Regions from separate parts of the Homo sapiens genome. Here region 2 is linked to region 1. Evidence: chromatin loops called from intact Hi-C (ENCODE). Cell type or tissue: IMR-90. All regions are shown on one strand. Each heading gives the region's core, and the rest is flanking DNA. Links, peaks and the distances in the headings are about the cores only.

Region 1 (2,831 bases), core at 31-2,530:
GTTTGTCTGGGAACTGTAAAAAAGAAAGTGATCTAAGACGGAGGAATTTACTGCAAATCTAACTTGTGGTTAGATTGAAAGAGTCTTATTTATACTTTTATTTTGACCAGGAATGAATATAGATTGGAATGCAATTGGAGAGGTAAACCCACTCTTTAAAAACTTGACTGGGGTATTCCTTGATTGCTACCCAGAAGTAGGAGAAATTTCTTCAGTGAACTTTTATGGGAGAAATCTCAAATTAAAATGGAGAAGTTAAATTTTCCACCCATTTTTTAAGCTCAAAGAAAATAATTGTGCATATATAAAAACAATGATGTTTGAATGGGTGCAGCAAACTCTAAAGCCTTCAATAATTTATGCCCAAATTTCTTCGTATTTTGGTTTTTTGAACATTCTTTTTCCTAAAGAGGCAGAATATGAGATCATAGCATGAGCGACATTGAGTGTTACAGATTCCTCTAAAACTGTCTTATCATTTGCTAGTTTTCTGGTAGGAATATTTAGAGTCACTAGGTAGTGACTCTCTTGGCTTTCGTTAGGAGTTTATTCAAGAAATAAAGTACAGAAATAGAATTTCTTTCAACATAAAAATACATTTTTATTATTAAAATAAGTAATATTCTGTCTATTTATTAAAAATATACAATTTTAATATTTTACACTAAGTAAAACTAACTTGTATAATAAATATATATTGTCAACATTTTTAAAAGATTAAACATCACAAAAGGCAAACTGTTGGACCTATATCTTATCATTAATCTATTTTTCATAACCAACTAACAGGGCATAGGTTAAATCTCACAAAAAAATATCCTATCTGAAGGCTAATTTTTAAATAAGGAGTGATATGAGTGATATGAATATTCGACTTGCTATTTTTTCCTCCAAACAGCAAGAAAACACTGTAATGTTTTCATTTCCTTACAGCGATTTTTTAATTTAAATTTTCTTAAGATATTATAAAGTGCTAATTTAAAGAGAAATCTACATTTTGCAAAGGCATTAAGTGGCATTGATTTTTTTTAAGATGGAGGCAATAACTGCAGTGTCAAAAATAAGTATCATGAATGGCTAGTTCTGCAGTATAGCAGGCAATTCAATCAAATAATTCGACTGTTCGAGCACCTTAAAAGGAACACCTAGTGCTAAAACCAAGGGTATCTAGCGACTCCTTCAGTCCATGTTTAAAATATCTCTTATAAAACACATACACAGCCCAACACGTTCTGTCTTCTATTTGCTGTCTCATTTATTCCATTCTGTTTGTTCATTTTCTTTTTGATCCTAGCAGAGATAATAATGACTGCCAGGGGAAAAAAATAATCCTTCACATTTTTATCTGCCAATATAACTGATATCTACTACCTGAAAATAGCATGTTTTATTGTGACTAATCAAAATACTGAAATTTCACAGTGTAGCTGGCATTTATTGGAACCTGAGAAAACAAAATGTACCACATCTCTTTGTTCATGTATTCCATTAATATAATGACATTTTACATTATGGTTGCAACTTTTGCACTTGAAACTAGTATTCTAAACTATTTATTTTGGGGGGTTATTTGGATGTCTAGTTGGAAAAGTGAAAGATCAAGCCTCTATATTCATGAAGTTATTACACAATAAATTAAACAGTTAAAAGATTGTACTTTTTTAATATTAATTGATCCCCAAAGAACCAATTTTGCACATATGGTAAATTAGATTCATTTACATCCATCAACTCAGTTGAAAGGCTTTAGCACAACAGACAGCAATTCCACCTGTCCAGTTGAACTTCTAAAAGACTGGAGACGACCTTTCTTCAGGACCACGGACAGCGCTCCTGGCATTCATTATTCTGGAGTAGTACATTGAAAGTAGCACAATAAATAACTAACATGATATTTGAGTGACAATGTGTAAATTTCTACTACACAGAGTAAAGGAATTGGAATTATTGCATTGTTCACATTATCAAGAGGACTATTTTATCAACTGTGTTGTGTGTATTTTTCAGTGCAATTGCTTGATAAGCCCAAGATGTAGTTATCTTTTTTTGTAATAGGGCATACTGTTAAAAAAACTACTTATATTAATTGTGAGATTCCTCATGAACACTAAACTACTTGATTGTCAGTACAAAAAAAAATTGCTAGAAAGACCACAATTCAGAATGCCAAATAACATGCTGTCAATATTCAGTGGCTAAAGACATTTTTTAAATGTACAATTAGTTATCACTTTCAATTCTCCACCTCCAGATTTCCATCTGTTACTAGGGTAATGAGATTAATTCTTGTTCTTTCACATTAAACTCACTCACTTCCTGGGGGGGGGGGGAATGCTAAATTTACATCCCTATACTACAATAAAATGATTTGGTGGCATAGTTGATGCCTTAACATGTGGCAATTTTGAAGTTATTACAAGTTTCTCCCCAATACTGATACCACACATCATAGTTCTGAGGTTATATGAAGGATTAATAAATTCCTTACACAGTATTTCACTGACTAGATTTAACCCTTTTAAAAATTGTGTCAGTTCTGTAATTTGCTTCTTCCTTAAAGGAAAGAGAAAACTACTGCTATTGGATATCAGGCAATTATATATACTTAGTAAGATTTATATATTTTATTCTATGGTCTCATTTTTTTCCTCATTTTAACCATATGGCACTCTTTATTTCTATGAGCCAAAGCTCTGTAGATTCCAAGGTCAAAGCAGAGATAACAAACTGCAAAAACACACATACACGCACACCCAGAGAGAAGCTGTATTTAGAAGTATACCTCAAAAAAATCATAGAAGGCTGACACAAATATCAAACCTATGATAAAT
Region 2 (2,831 bases), core at 153-2,652, 620 kb after region 1:
CACACATGTAAAGTAGTCAGTACTTGAAGACCTTTAAATGAAAAAATTTATCCAGTTATCTAAAAGAAAATCATCTGATCATCTAATGAATACTCAAGTATGTTAAATAAGGTATTCATGTAAATTGTTTGATTTTTAATCTCGTGACTTACGTAGATTATGGCATGGAGCCAGGTTTGTGAGGAATATTAGAGTGGTGGGATTCCAGAATATAAAACTTGGACGGAGTGTGTGGAGTGGCTATCATCACTAATTCTGAAATTTTGAGCCTAAGCCACATTTTATAGGGAGCCGAAGAAAAACTGTGAAAATTATGTAATGTATGTCCTTGGTATCTATATGATTTATCATAAATATATGCTGAAATTTTAATGTCTATGGTTTGATTATCTTAAACTTAAGCTTATGATATTTACACTAGTTTGGGAGGGACAGCATGTTCTTGGGTTCATCCTAGATACTTAGTTAATGCTTTCTAATTAACTGACAAAATAAATATATATGATTATTATAAAAAATGAGGTATGTTTACTGTATATTTTTGTTCTTCCAGCTAAATACTATCATCCAGTTTACTTTTAAAAATAGAGTGCGCACTCACGAGTAGCCTGTATTACCAGTATTTAATAAATGGATATCCAAAACATACACTTTCTATGGAATTTCATAAATAAGTCATCTTATTTCAGTAGTCTAGTGAGTCCCAAATATGTAAGATAAGCATATGTAAGATCAGTAGTCTGGCGTATGTATGTAAGATCAGTAGTCTGGTGAGTCCCAAATATGTATAAAGTGGATGTAGAATGAAGCTTGTAACACTTAAAATGTTTCTGGTCTGCTAATTATGATATGTTTTGAAAATGCTTAGTAGTTAGAACCAGTTAAAAGGGAAAATGGTATATACTTAGAATGACTATCTGGATTAAACATAAAGCACTTAAGATAAATGATCATGAGACTCTCAGTTTTCTGTTTAAAAGGAAATGCTGATTTGCTAAGAAATAATTTCAGTTTAACTTTATGTATTCATTAATGTATAAAATCAATATGAAATGTTTTAAGTTAGAAGAATGTCAAATATTTGGAAGCAAAGATTATTAGCTGCATTTAATTAGGTATTGTGTGTGCAGGAAATATAAATAAAACAATAAATATTATTAGCATGTAGTTCTAAAGTTGAGTAAAATAGAGTTTTGATATAACCCACATTATTCTTCTTCTTTAATCATTTGTTTTCTTAACTTAAAGCATTTGTTAATATAATTTGAATATTATTCAAATATAAGAAATCTATGCATAATGGATGTTAATTATTTCATGTTCCAATAGCTTACAAACACAATTCACAATATCAAGTATACTGAGCCCTCTAGTGATTTTTTTTTTAACTGCTGTCACAATTGCTGTCTGAGCACATTCCTTTTATTTTTACCAACAAGTTTATTGGTGAAAATTATTTCGTTCATTTTCCTTAATTTGAAATGAGAAATAAAAAGAAACTTTATAGGGAGTGGTATAAAACGTGGGCTGTTTTAAATATGTTAGGAAGTTTTGGAGGGTTTTTCTTTTTTAACTTGCTGTTTCTATTCAGCATGTTCTGTTGATAGTGATGTATATATATGCAATAATATTATAAAGATTTTTTTGAGATGTTTATTTTGAAATAAATGTAGAGGATACTTACCGAACAAGATAAATCATCATATTTTAAACAGTAAATTTAGTGGTAATTTGTATTTGAGCTAGGACAAACTGAGTTTAGGTCCCGTCTCGGCCACAATTTATTAGCAGGGTAGACTTGGGTAAGTTATTTAACCTCTCTAGGCCTCAGTTCCCTCTGATAATTTCTTCATATAGTCTCTAAAATATCTTTTAGAGATGTTTCCAGAGGAGTCTTGATAATTTCTTTTCTTTATATTGAATTTTTCTTTCATAATTTAAATCTAAGCCTTCTTATTCTCAGAAGATAAATTTATTATTTCTATGGTTTTAGACTTTTTAAATTATATTCCAAATAGAACTATAACATGCTTTTTCCTTGCTTAAAAGAGACCTTGAATAGTAACCGTGTCGCTTTTGGTCACAGTTACATCCCTAGTGGCTGAAAAAGTCCCTGGCTATTTCATTCAGTAATTTGATGCTCATTTAGTAACTTGGTAAATGAGTGAAGAAAAGGTCAGCTCCTTCAGTGTAGCATATGTGATTTTTTGTAGTCTGCTCTTGGCCTACTTTTCCATCTTCATCATCTTTGCTACTCCTTTTCACCAGCCCTAAGTGTTTTTCTAATATCCTGTTTCTTGTACCTAATATGGCATGCTTAGTGACTGTCTCTCCCTCACATACCTTAGCATATAGTTCATATCCTTATAGAAACCTAAATGATGTAATCTAATTTTAAACATGCCTTTTTCTTCCTTTAAACGACAAACTAGGGCCAGGTGTGGTAGCTCACAACTGTTATCTCAGTGCTTTGGGAAGCTGAGGTGGGAGGATAACTTGAGCCCAGGAGTTCAAAGACCAGTCTGAGCAAGACCAGCAAGACCTTGTCTCTACTAAAAATAAGAAAGTTAGGGCCGGGTGCAGTGGCTCACGCCTGTAATCCCAGCACTCTGGGAGGCCAAGCTGGGTGGATCACGAGGTCAGAAAATCGAGACCATCCTGGCTAACATGCTGAAACCCTGTCTCTACTAAAAATACAAAAAATTAGCCAGGCGTGGTGATGGGCGCCTGTAGTATCAGCTACTCAGGAGACTGAGGCAGGAGAATTGCTTGAACCTGGGAGGCGGAGGTTGCCGTGAGCCAAGATAGTGCCATTGCACTCCAGACTAGGC

Evidence for each region. A loop is a pair of places that touch in the nucleus more often than their neighbours do. Peaks named below come from ENCODE experiments on the same cell type or tissue, not always from the same donor. Only the 100,000 strongest peaks of a DNase experiment are listed, where the experiment ranks them.
Region 2: a loop joins it to region 1, with 3 times the contacts of the local background. A loop is called at or near these places in 2 of 110 quality-filtered maps.

Annotation. Positions count from the first base shown.
Region 1 is chr6:101,395,742-101,398,572 of GRCh38, reverse strand. The region is part of intron 1 of GRIK2 (glutamate ionotropic receptor kainate type subunit 2); the gene reads right to left. Among named protein-coding and RNA genes, the nearest start is that of GRIK2, 3.4 kb to the right of the region's middle. RefSeq lists an enhancer at 1-87. In IMR-90, for the core only: a CTCF peak has its summit at 1,170; DNase peaks (open chromatin) are centred at 1,162 and 1,822.
Region 2 is chr6:100,774,405-100,777,235 of GRCh38, reverse strand. The region is part of intron 8 of ASCC3 (activating signal cointegrator 1 complex subunit 3); the gene reads left to right. Among named protein-coding and RNA genes, the nearest start is that of ASCC3, 110 kb to the left of the region's middle. In IMR-90, for the core only: a CTCF peak has its summit at 1,386; a DNase peak (open chromatin) is centred at 2,345; H3K27ac peaks cover 412 bases.